Regions from separate parts of the Homo sapiens genome. Here all the other regions are linked to region 2. Evidence: chromatin contacts called from ENCODE Hi-C or POLR2A ChIA-PET data. All regions are on one chromosome and are shown on one strand. Each heading gives the region's core, a stretch centred on a gene start or an enhancer-like site at or near the end of the contact. The rest is flanking DNA. Distances are from core to core; before and after follow the strand shown. Region 1 overlaps PDE4D (phosphodiesterase 4D). Region 2 overlaps PDE4D (phosphodiesterase 4D). Region 3 overlaps PDE4D (phosphodiesterase 4D).

The links. A loop is a pair of places that touch in the nucleus more often than their neighbours do. ChIA-PET counts read pairs that join two places held with the same protein, here RNA polymerase II (POLR2A).
Region 1: a loop to region 2 is called in a map of heart left ventricle, with 1.9 times the contacts of the local background. The contact joins two enhancer-like sites. A Hi-C loop is called at or near these places in 6 of 168 maps with a recorded cell type or tissue (Caco-2, endothelial cell of umbilical vein, heart left ventricle and 2 more). POLR2A ChIA-PET finds 5 or more read pairs at or near these places in 2 of 52 experiments (HEK293 and OCI-LY7).
Region 3: a loop to region 2 is called in a map of psoas muscle, with 2.0 times the contacts of the local background. The contact joins two enhancer-like sites. A Hi-C loop is called at or near these places in 3 of 168 maps with a recorded cell type or tissue (Caco-2, PC-3 and psoas muscle). POLR2A ChIA-PET finds 5 or more read pairs at or near these places in 3 of 52 experiments (HCT116, HEK293 and OCI-LY7).

What each region holds. Positions count from the first base shown.
Region 1 is chr5:59,295,602-59,299,934 of GRCh38, forward strand. All of the region lies in intron 1 of PDE4D (phosphodiesterase 4D), which reads right to left. Among named protein-coding and RNA genes, the nearest start is that of PDE4D-AS1, 260 kb to the left of the region's middle. Within about 2 kb of position 1,455, at least 3 of the 41 ENCODE cell types and tissues checked have a DNase peak (open chromatin) inside an H3K27ac peak, as active enhancers do.
Region 2 is chr5:59,349,432-59,353,476 of GRCh38, forward strand. All of the region lies in intron 1 of PDE4D (phosphodiesterase 4D), which reads right to left. Among named protein-coding and RNA genes, the nearest start is that of PDE4D-AS1, 310 kb to the left of the region's middle. Within about 2 kb of position 2,167, at least 3 of the 41 ENCODE cell types and tissues checked have a DNase peak (open chromatin) inside an H3K27ac peak, as active enhancers do.
Region 3 is chr5:59,315,033-59,318,881 of GRCh38, forward strand. All of the region lies in intron 1 of PDE4D (phosphodiesterase 4D), which reads right to left. Among named protein-coding and RNA genes, the nearest start is that of PDE4D-AS1, 280 kb to the left of the region's middle. Within about 2 kb of position 2,444, at least 8 of the 41 ENCODE cell types and tissues checked have a DNase peak (open chromatin) inside an H3K27ac peak, as active enhancers do.

The DNA of each region.
Region 1 (4,333 bases), core at 205-2,704, 55 kb before region 2:
GGTTATAAGGCCAAGGATCATAGGAAAAAGGTATCACCTTCAGATTACCTTCCCTGTGTATTCTGTTTTTGTAGTTTTCATCAGAGAGTAAGCAACCGTCATGTGAATATCGTGTCTTTAATGATCTGTTAAAATGGCGGCTCTCAGAGAAAGTGCTCTCCATTCTCCTCCTCCTACCTCAGGCCCCCTCAGAAATCAGGCTGGTGGTGTTAGGGAGTGAAGTAGGCTAAGTGTAAGAAAAAAAAAACAAAAAAAAAAACAGCTTTGGAATGCTGATGGACAGCAACTCATATTTGTCCTCAGTGTCAGGATAATAAGGACTCATGGGGGTGGGAAATATTGTAAATACAAACCTTGAAAGGAGGTAGCTGCTATTCAGAGAGCCAACATAGCCAACGTTTCTCAATTGTACAGAGAAATGTGAAGTTATATGTGAGATCTTTCCACTTTCAATCGTGATGCTAATTCAAAATGAAAAAAAAAAATCTGACTGGCCTAACAAAACAAGTTTGGGGTCGGGGTGGTTACTAGGTTTCCTTTTAGCCATTGTTTGGGACATACTGATGTACTGCTTTATTAATCTCCAAGAAACTCATTTATGTTGAGTGGCTAATGCATCAGTAGGGTAATATTTACTTTATATTTTAATATTTTATAAGTTAATAGATATAATAAATAATAGTAACCATACAGTGGGATTAGTTTCCAATGGTAAACATTTCAGGCCTTCAGGCCTTCAGGAGGAATTTTGAATTGTGATGAAATGGCAAGTGCCTATTCCATCCAGGCATAAAACCAATCCTAGCCAATTTATTAAAAAAAAAATCCTGCATTGTTACTCTTTAGCTAATGATTAACTAAAGTCTGAGTGACTAGTAGAATGAGTAATTTTGTTACATAAGCCAGAGAAGGTGGAAGGAAACTAACATTTATTCAATACCTACTGTCCACTGGGTACTTCATCTATATATTCTCTTCTAATCTTCAAAACAACACTGTAAGGTAGTTGTTACAAATAAGGAATAATTACAACTTATTCCTTATTTTGCAGCTGTAAGTTGATGTTTAGAGAGGTCACATCCAAGTCTCTTGGACCATGCTTCTTCATTATACAAGGAATATTGATGTTGCCAAATATTAATTCAGGAGCTGGTACAGTTAGAAATTAGTAACACACACACACACACACACACACACGCGTGCATGCACGTAAAAAGCAAGGTTAAACTCGCAAGGTTAGGCAAGGTTAGCTACCATATGATAGCTTAAAGGGAAGAATTCTGTGCTGATAAATGGAGTATTTTTCTCCTTAACTGAGTCATCCTGTGTCATTGTTAGGCACTGTAGACAGTACATAAGTTAACTGAGATCTGATACTTCCTTTTATCCCTTAAAAATCCAACACAGGGCTCACTGTAATTAGGTATAAATAGGTGACTTAACCCTTCAGATCTTTCTGGAGGAGAGATAAGTGTCTTATGAGATTGAAATAGGAGGGATCAACAAAGATTGCAGAAGAATTAAGGGCTAGCAAAATCTGTCATGATTCCAAAAGGATCAAGTTGAAAGTGAAACTAGTTCACACATTTTCACGACAGCTTCAGAGTTAACATCCTATAAAGGAATCTATCAACATTGTGACATTTGTTTAGGCTTCTATAAGTGAGAAAATGTGTCCTTCCATGCAATACTAAATGTAATTATCATGTTATCTATTTAATCCAACTTCACATAAATCCCAATGATTAAATCTACTATCTATTTAGAATATTATCACATACTTAGGAAGATATATCAATAAATACTTATGGGTCCTTGTGGTAAATAAATACTAATGTATAGATGAGGTTATACTTGCCTTAGAGAGTTTACAACAAAAAGAGGGACGGGTAGTGAAAGACATAATGTCCATGAAAACCACCACATTATTGCTTTATTTGCTTCACAGGCCTCATATGTGAATTTTTTTTTAAACTATAGATTCTTACCTACTAAAGTAAAGTTTCAGTGAGTGCAAAATTTGACTGGCTTCTATCCTCCTATGTCCCCAGTACCTAGAACAGTGCCTGAACTTAGGAAGCACTCAAGAAATATTGGGCAAATGAATGAATGAATGAATGACACAGATCATGAATGTTATAATGAGAAAGCAGAGAAAAAAAATTATCTGGGCTGGATAGTCAGAGAATGTTTCCAGGAGAGGGGATCCCAAATATGGACTTTTAAAGCTGATAAAGGAAGGCAATTTCCTTGAGAAGAATGGCATAGACACAAAGGCTAGGTAAGGGCAAAGAGACACCTGGAGTAATGTGGATTTACTGTTATTCTATCAGTAAATCTTGATGAAAAGACTTGAGGCCATGTAAAGAAGAACTCTCTAATAAAAATGGAATGGGTTCCCTTGGGGTTGGTAGGAGAGGTGATTTCTGTGAGGGGAGGTACTGGAGCTTGGGGTAGAAGAACACAACAAAAATATGATAGCAGGCAGCCAACCCCAAGGCACAAGTGAAACTTTTTTTTTTTTTTTTTTTTTGAGACAGAGTGTCACTCTGTTGTCTAGGTTGGAGTGCAGTGGGATGATCTCACTCACTGCAGCCTCTGTCTCCTGGGTGCAAGTGATTCTCATGTCTCAGCCTGCCAAGTGGCTGGGATTACAGGTATGCACCACCACACCAGGCTAATTTTTGTATTTTTAGTAGAGATGGGGTTTCACCATGTTGACCAGGCTGGTCCTGAACTCCTGGCCTCAAGTGATCCACCCATTTCAGTCTCCCAAAGTGCTGGAATTACGGTGTGAGCCACCGTGCCTGGCCATAAGTGTAACTTTTAAAGTTTCCTCTCACCTTGGGATTCCAGGCCTCTCTTTTGGCCTGGTTGCTGAAACAATTTAGGAGAATTTCTGAAAATTTTCAAAGTATTCATAAATGGAACTTTGCTTTCCTCCTCCTAAATCAAGACAAAGCTCACACTGACCACAGATTATCTTAAATTTGGTGAAAACATATTTCAGTTGGTGGAAACACAATTGTTTTGCAAGTTAGCTCCAGAAGTGGTAATTGAAAGTGACATTTAAGAAACATTTTCTATGGATCTCAGAAGATGATTACTCATTTTGTTTTGAAGGTTTATGATATGCTAAAGTGTTTTTAAAGCACATTATAATTAAACAACTTGTAAAAAAAATTTAAATTTCCCCCTATGGAAGCTCCTATTTCAAATGTAGTCTAGAGAGAATTTCAAGTAAACATGTAACTGCACATCTGATTTTGTGATAATTTGCTTTATACTTTTTAATATCATCTTTGATGTTACATATTCAGATGTTTAAATACCAATACAAAAACAATAATAATTTTGTTTAAATTTTCCAAACACACAAAACAAAGAGAAGCATTCATTCAAAATACTTGTATACACATGCAAACAAAATTAACTTTGTGTTTATGACTCACATAAGGGAAGTTATTGGTGCCCATAGCCTCTGAATACCCGCCTCTCAAAGCTTATTATTACAAAGACCAGTAGCTCCTTGCCTGAAGGTTTTTAATTCCTGTGAGTCTTGGCAAGGGCTATTTTCTGGCTGCAGTTACATGCCTGGCCTGAGCATAAATAACCTGGGAGTGGTGGATTGTTAATGACCCCCGGAAGCAGGTGATGGATGAAGAGTTGGTGAAAAGCACCCCAGCTTCCTCATCTCACAGTTGGGATAACTCTGGGGTCTGTTCCACACTGTCTTCCAGAACCCAACAATGGGGACTGAGCTCCTGTTTCCCTCTGTGGGAACGGACTTGATGATGTGTATTTTTTCAGAGATCCTTCCATTTCCTGTCTCACTTCCCTACTCCTTTACTTATGTTTCTTGAATTTCCTAAATAAACAACTAATATTCCTTATATTGGGGTCTACTGCTGCAGGAGCCTAAACCAATACATGTCTCTTCCATTATTTTGTGACACCAAAGAAGATTTTGATTAGGCCTAGAAAATATACATGAAAGCTGATCAAAATGAGAGGAATGATTAGGTTTGTTTGTCTGTTTTTGGTAAATATGGAAACAATGCCATTTCATTTTAGTAAATTGCCAAGTTTTCTCAAGTCCCTCCTATCTTTCTCCATATACTTGCTCTTCTGTCATTTGCCTTTTTTCATCTCTGGCATACATACAACCTGAAATAAAACGCCATGGGGTAGATTAACGAGAAACACTGGAATAAAAAAAAATGCTCGCCCAGGCGCAGTGGCTCACGCCTTTAATCCCAGCACTTTGGGAGGCCGAGGTGGGCAGATCACCTGAGGTCAGGAGTTTCAGACCAGTCTGGCCAACATGGCGAAA
Region 2 (4,045 bases), core at 917-3,416:
TTATTTGCTCTGCCCAGATCAGACAGGCTTTGATCCAGCTGCTCAGTCAAGGTACTGTCTCTTAAAATCACTTGATGGGGGCTCATCCACTTCATGACTTAAGGACAAATGGCACTCGTTGAAAATCATAAAATCAACATTATGAAAATAAATAGTATAAATTTTATAAACTACTAATTAAGCATAAATATTCATACCTATTACCCATTCAAAAATGGTATAGTTTTAACTATAGTGAAAACCATTAACACACTGATGATCAGAAATATCCACAGCATGATTATAAACCCTTGGCAGTTTGGAGTGTCTTTTCTTCTTTTGTCACCTTGATTTTTTTGTACATCTCCTGGCATTCCACATTTGCCAGAGCTCTGTGCTGGTCCGTAGCCTGCAGGCCACCTTATAAAACCAATACCTTTATATTTATTGCAGAGTTTGTAATCTTTCTGCCTGTGGTTGTTCCATGTGCTGTCATGATAATACAGAAAACACTCAAACTGTATCTCCCCTCTCTATCTCTGTTTCTAGTCTACATTGATAATTGAGCAGATTCTTTTGAATGTTTGAGATGGGGCTTTCCTTCAATTTTGAAAAAAATGCATATAATGCATTCTACAAAAATGTTGTTTACAAAGTGGTACTTCCTTACAAAAACCCTATTGTAGCTGTTGTAGCAAGTGATTTTTAGACTTGTAAGTAAAATGTCTGAACATAATTTTACTTGGATAAGTCTTTCTCTTATTCAGAAACCTGTCCTTCCATGGTCATTGCCCAATTATGGCTCTTATACACTCTCCTGTCTGCAAGAAGTGTGCTCTGAATCATTCATTCATTTTGCTGCCTTACTGAAAGCACTGAATTAGATGGCATATGTATTGAAGTGAGGGGTGGGACATTGGAACAAAGATTTTCACAGAAGCACACAGAGCCAGGGTTCTAGCTCTGACCAGGCCGCTATCAAGTTGCATGACCCTGGGGCCTTTCAAGGTCTTCAAGCTCTTCAATGTAAGACAAATGAGTTTGAACAAATGAACCATCAGGTTCCTTCAGCTCTAACCCCCTCTTCCCATGAATGTGGCAAAAGGAAGCAGAGTATCCTCACACTTGCCATGAATCGGAACACATTTGCTAATAGGTTCATTCATTCAATACACAAACGCCAAGCACCTAATATGTACCACACACTCTTCCAGGCACTGGCCATACAAAGGTGGAAAAAAGGACAAAAATTGCTGCCATGTGGAGCTTACATTCTATTATTAATAATAGCTGACATTTATTTTAGTGTTGTCTATGTGCCAGGCACTTTACATGGCTAACACACTTAATCCTCATAATACTCCATTTTACAAATGAGGAAACTGAGGCACATGAAGTAACTTGCCCAAAGTCTCATAGCTATAAGTGATAATGTGAAAATGTGAACCTCAGCAGCAGTGTGGCTGTAGAGCTAGCCAGCTGTCAATCATTCCTGCACACTACATTTCCAAGGTGAGCCTGGGTTGTATGTGCAAGTTGCTTATAAGGTAACCATTTATAAGCCAGCTCTATTGTACTATTCTGTGACCAAGAGTGGTACCAATGATGATAGTTTATCTGAAAATGTATTTCACAAAAGAAGCTTCACAAAATTTGTGAAATGTTAGTGAAGACTTGGAAAATGCTATGAAAGAGTTGGCAGGTAGTCCTGCATTCACGTACATGCTTTCATCTAATCTGCACAACGACCTTATGAAGTAGATATTTTAATTTTCTATTTATGTACATGGAAATGGCTCAGAGAGGTTAGGAAACCTGCCCAATCAAGAAAGCAGCAGAGTTGGCACTGAAGCTGGGTCTGTTTGGCTCTAGAGCCAAAGTTCTCCTCCTATACCATGCTACCTCTTCCTACAATGTGCAATGGTTGTTAGTAGTATTGTTATTCTTAGATATAAATGTTGTCTATAATTTCTTTTTGTCAATTTAGCCAACATTACTCACAATTTGAAATATCATTAAGAAACCTAGTTTAATAGTCAAGACTATGCCAGTAGAATAAATAGACATGACACAGGATGGAGTTGACCTCTCGAGCTCAGAGAATCTTCTGGCTCCTCTGAACAGCTGGCCAAGGAGTAATATTTGGCAGTAAAATACAACCACATGACCAATGTTTTTGGCCAGATGAAATGAGCCAGATGGAAGCCCATGAAGCAAAAGCCAGGAGGGGGCAGAAGCAGACAATATAAAATAACGGATTCATTTTCCTTTTTCTTCTTTTTAATATAAAAATACCTCTATTTTGATGCTTTTGCTTAGCATTTCTTTAAACCAACATCAATTAGGTTAGAGGACAGTTTAGATATTATTTAACAAGTTTATATTTTAACTGATTACTAAGCCCTATTCTATAACAAATTACGTGGTGTTCTGTCTTCAGAGAAAAATTCAGAGTTAAGTAGAGGAAGATAGTACATCTGTTAGAACAATACCTCTCATTATGGAATTTTTTTCCTTGTGTGCTGATAATAGGATCTGGTGAGGAAGCTGGAGGTGGGAGAGGGACCAGGAGTCCTGGTTCTAACACAGACTTCCAGAATTCACACCTGTGCAGGTTTCTTAAACTTGCTCTGCCTGGTTTCCTCATTTGTAAGATAAAGGTAATGCTAGATCCACCTCCCGAGGCTGTTTTGGAGGATGACATGCATGAGCTAATGCATGTATGGGATTGGGAATGGTTCCTGGTGCATAGTAAGTGTCCAATACAAACTAGCTCTACTGTTCTTACTTTGGACTTTCTAACCACATATATGTGTGGTCTCTAGTCCCTGAACCTTCAATTCTTCTTCTCTTATTTGATACTAATTACACTCATCTTTTTCACTTACCCTAAAGAATTAAGTGAGATGAGCTGTGGCACACTAAAAACAACAGCTGTCACATCTGTTACATCTGAAAAGCTTTGAAAACTAAAAAGTGCTATGCAACAGGAGGTATTCTTGGGGTATGCAGAAAGTTACATCCCAGTGTATTGATTCACTGGTGGCATTCACTTCCTTTCTAAGATGTGGGTTTGAGACAGCTTTTTCTAATGGGAATTGTGCAGTTTGGTTGGGCAATCACTGATGTGCTACCACTCAGGTTTTGGTAGTAGCAAAGAGTAGCTATGAGACCACACTCTCCTATGATCCCTGTTCATATCAGCTACTATACAATTTCCAGATCAAAGTTGTAGATTTGGTCTTTACTTCCTAATAATATAGGAGGTAATTTAGGGATATCTAGATCTTCTTGTTTGGGCAAATATTGCTTTATCTTTTCATAGCCCAGATACCATTTGTACTTTTGTTTGTTGATCTGACTGTCATTAATCCTTCCTTCTACTGTTCAGTCTATGTCATATCAAATAAATTTACTCATTAGACCTTCTACACGAGGTACAAGCATGCACATATGTATTTAATTAATCACCTGTTTGGCAGCTCTGCTAAAATGCTGGGAAGGAAAAGATGTTGAAACAATTGGCAAAAATGAGATTTGGAGATTTTCTGAGAATTTCTATCCCATGACCCCTATTACTATAAAGGGCAAGAAAACTAGAAGACACTTTCTGTTTCTGGCCTGTGGAATGCTATGGAATAATCTCTGCCCTACATTCAAATGTACCTTGAGTGACTTTCTCTTCTATTTACATAGTACCTACCCCAAACTTGTCACATAAAATGTTCCTTTTAACATCCTTGTGATTTGTTCTCTTTGGAAGACAGAATCATCTCAAGAAGAGTAATTTTCTATTTAAAGTTTCCTTGAACACTACTGTAGTTTTAAGCAATAATATATTTTAAATCACAAAATTCCCTAGTGTTCTCTTATTGGAGTTGTCAGGGTCCACAGGCTTGCTAAATCTTTGCTCCTTGATTCTTTCTTTACTTCCCAGATCGTTTTTCCCCATTTTTTTTTTTTTAGGTACTATGTTTAAACAACCAATATAAACTTCTCCACATTGTTTTCTTGAGCACATCATTCTCCTCTTTCTTCTCTATAATACTTGGGAGGGGCGTTGCTC
Region 3 (3,849 bases), core at 1,194-3,693, 34 kb before region 2:
GGGGCTTGGAATCCAATCTGTGAGATGGGAGCCTGCTGGCAGAAACCCCTCTCACTTTGCTGAAAGTTTTTCTTTTCTTGTTTTCCTTTTCGCCCAATAAATAATAAATTCCATTCCCCTCACCCTTCCACGTGTCTGCATGCCTAACTTTTCCTGGTCGTGACACAGAACCTGGATTTAGCTGAACTGAGGAGCAGAAATTCTGCAATACAGGAATATCTACCTCCCTACCCAAATGTGAAGAAAACATACACCTGTTTCCCCTGGACCTGGCTGGACACCAATTCTACCTACCGATGGGACCATTCTGTTCTGACAATTAGCAAGAGATTGAGACCCAGAGGACAAATACAGCCCTTATTTCAGCAGGAAGCAGCCACAGAGGACTGACCTTCATCCACTAGCCCCAAATAATTGAGTCTCACACTCTTGAGGGGGGAATATGTTAGGGTAGGTAGATAGGTGGATATGAGCAGGGCAGGATAGGGCCCCAAGGAATGTCAGGAGACAGTCAAATGACTGTCATTGTGACTGTCAGGTGGCCTCTTCAGGAATGATAGATGGTCATGGCTGGCACCAGGGAGGGGGAAATTTCCTAACAGGAAACATCTTAAGCTTGTAGGCAACAACTTTGCGATAAAACCCTAGGAATTGAGCAGGCATGCACAGTAAGGGGCAAAATGGCAAAGTTTGACTGGTATATGACCTTCCTCTGGGGGCACTAGACCAGTAAAGGAAAATTGCCCAAAGAGTACATGTGCATAACTACAACCACCAAATGGCGCATGCAGCCCCTCCCAGATTACTGGCAAGTCACTGAGCACGCGGCGATTAGCCAACAGCTGGCCCAAAAGGAAGTATGATGGGAGGAGATCAGGAAGAATCAGGAAATAGTAACTTTATAAGAGTCCTGAGCCAATAATCAGGCGGGACACTCAATCTTTCCAGTTGCCCACTTGGTCCCTTCCAAATGTACTTTGCTTCAATAAACTTTTGCTTCTGTCTGAAATCTACATCTGTCTCTCAGCTGAATTTTTTTCTTCCAGGAAGACAAAAACTGAGGGCCGTAGACCCTGCCTGGACTCACCTCCCGTAACATTTAGACTCTTTATTTCACTTAAATACTTGATCAAGAGGTACATGAAGATAACAAGCTATGGGGCTTTGCAATAATAAAGGCAGATTGCCAGTCTGAGTTTGGAATTGGAATCGGTATAGACATAAGATTCATGAAATTTCAAAAATGACATATTTCTTTACATGTTTATGATCATGAAAACTAGTCTTTCTGTTTAAAAGAAACTACCTGGGTTCCTTTAGTCTTTGAACATAGAACTTTTTTTTTAATGTTACATTGATAGCTGAAACAGTTGATAATCATGTTCTAGAGCAGGTGAGTGTTGCTATATACTGGGGTTGAGATGGGGAAAATGAAATAAATGTATAAAGGATCAGAACTACAGCATCTTAAAGTGAAAACATCACAAAGCTCAGAGTAAATTTCCATCTTGCTGTTGATTTATATATAAACTGTACTCACATGTTCAGAAGGAGAAGTGGAAATATTATCTTGGCTTACATGGAAGAGGAAAAGACTATATCTAGTTATTTAAAACTACCTGTTAACTTACCCACAGACACAGCTCTATGTAATGAACTCTAGAATGTGGTTAGTGTCAATGTTCCAGTTGTGGACGGAGGAAACAGTTTTCACCAAATGTAGTTGACAATGGCTGTGAAACATGGCACAGTGACTAGAATGAGGTAAACAGATGTCATAATAACCACGGGACACCTGCCTTCTTCACCTCTATGAAAATATTGCTGCCTTACACATGGGCAGAGGTGGAGAAATGAGAAATTCTGTCCTTAGACACTTCACTCCAAAACCTGCCAGGTTCAAGTGCTGCCTTCCTGTCTCAATGGAGAATTTCCAGTTCTACTCTAGGGATGAGGCTGTGGTCTCTCCAGAGGTGGGTCATGGCCTCAGTACTATAGGCAGGCACTACATCCTGCAGCTGTCAATCCAGGCTGATAATTTGAGACCTAGCAGCTGATGACATTCCTTCTCTGCATGGCAGTTGTCTCTAACAGGCCAGTGCACATCTGAGCCAAAGATGACATTTTTGGCATTTGCCTAGACGTTGAGAGCATCCACTGGCTTGGTGGGCACCAGTTGGCAAGAAGGGAAAACCCCAGCCAAGGAAAGTTTTAAGAAGGCCACGTGCTGGCCCTTCAGAAGCAGCTGCATTCATAGTACACACTAGGGGAGGCAAACGTGTGCCTGTGTAATCTGCCTTCTTCACTCAGTGGGAGGGAGGCCAGTTAACAATGATTTCAACTCTTTATTAAAATCAACTAACACATTGCTGCACTTAGATAGTAGTAACCAGGCAGGACACCAGCAGGCTTCCCTAACTGCCTTTTTATTACAAGACCTATTTCAGGCCCATCCCACTTTACATCTCTGCAGCATGACTTCCCAAATTACAGGCATAATAAACTAACAAAGGCCACAACCCCTGCAGGCATACAGAGTCAGATTACGTCTGACTGAATCTGCTTTCTCTATTCATAAACAACTTAAAACAGCTCTTTCCCTCGCGTAAGAACCTGACTTGCCAGGCACACAGTGAACCAGCAGAAGACTACATGAGGACAATGGAGATATGGGTGAGACAAGGGCAGGAGATGCCTTGTTCATAGGAAATGAAAAGCTCTAAAGCCCAAAGAATTTCCCTTAATTTTTTCCACGCAGTTCCCTTGAGGTTATGCAGCTGGATGTTCTCAGAGCTGAGAGTGGACTGGCTTACTATAAACTATTCATTCTACCTTCAGATACTTTCAGGCCCTCTGTTACGATGGTTGACTCAATTGTTCCTCAAACCAAAGCTTATGCATGTCTAAGTTCTCTGATCTTAACCTTTTGAAAGGCAGTAAAATGAAAGACCTTATGAACTTTTGTTTGTCCGTGATCTTACTTCCTCCTTTTAAGATAGTTTTCCTTATGTAAAAGAAGCATGGAGTAATTGACTTTGGACAAGTGACAGAGAAAGGGATGGATTTCTAACTTAACTGTTGGCATATACCTTGAGAATGAATACATAATACACGTTTTAGTATAAGCCACAGATTCCTCTGGTCTGGGTACACTGGAGGCATTTTTATAAATGTAACATGGTTTATTGACAAATTCAGGGAATTGTTTCACATTGGTCTTTTCTGTCATACCAGAGGAAGTTTTAGACTAAAAATAATATTATCCATGTTTTACAGATAAGCAAATTGAGGTGGAGTACAGTTAAAGAGCTTGCTTAGGTCACATAGCTAGGGACAAATCCCTATTAAATGGAAAGGATATGAGACTGAATTAGTTTGCCATGCAGTAATTAAAATCACAAAGTTCTGTACAATCTCCTTGATTTTTAAAAGAAAAAGTTGTCTGTTTCATGAAGGACAGCTACTTACAGAATATATGCAATAGGGTTAAGTTGAAATTGTTTCAAATACACAAAAGAAGCCATTTTTTAAAAAAAGGGTTCTGAAAGGGGTGAAAATATTCTGTTAGTCAACGAAGCAGACCACAATAGTACATTTATAGACAGATTAGAATTTATGGAAAGAGAAAATAAATTAAAAATATGAAAAATGTTAAACATAATTGTGTTACGGTGGTAGAATAATAGGCAAGATTTTTTTTAACTTCTTTTTTCACAATCTCTGGATGCATGCTGTTTTTGTAATTAGCAACTGTGTGTTAAAGAAATAAACTACGTAAGCAGCCCCTTTCTGCACAAGATGGCTGCTATGTTATAGAAGTCTAGTTCAATTTATACACAGGTGAATTTT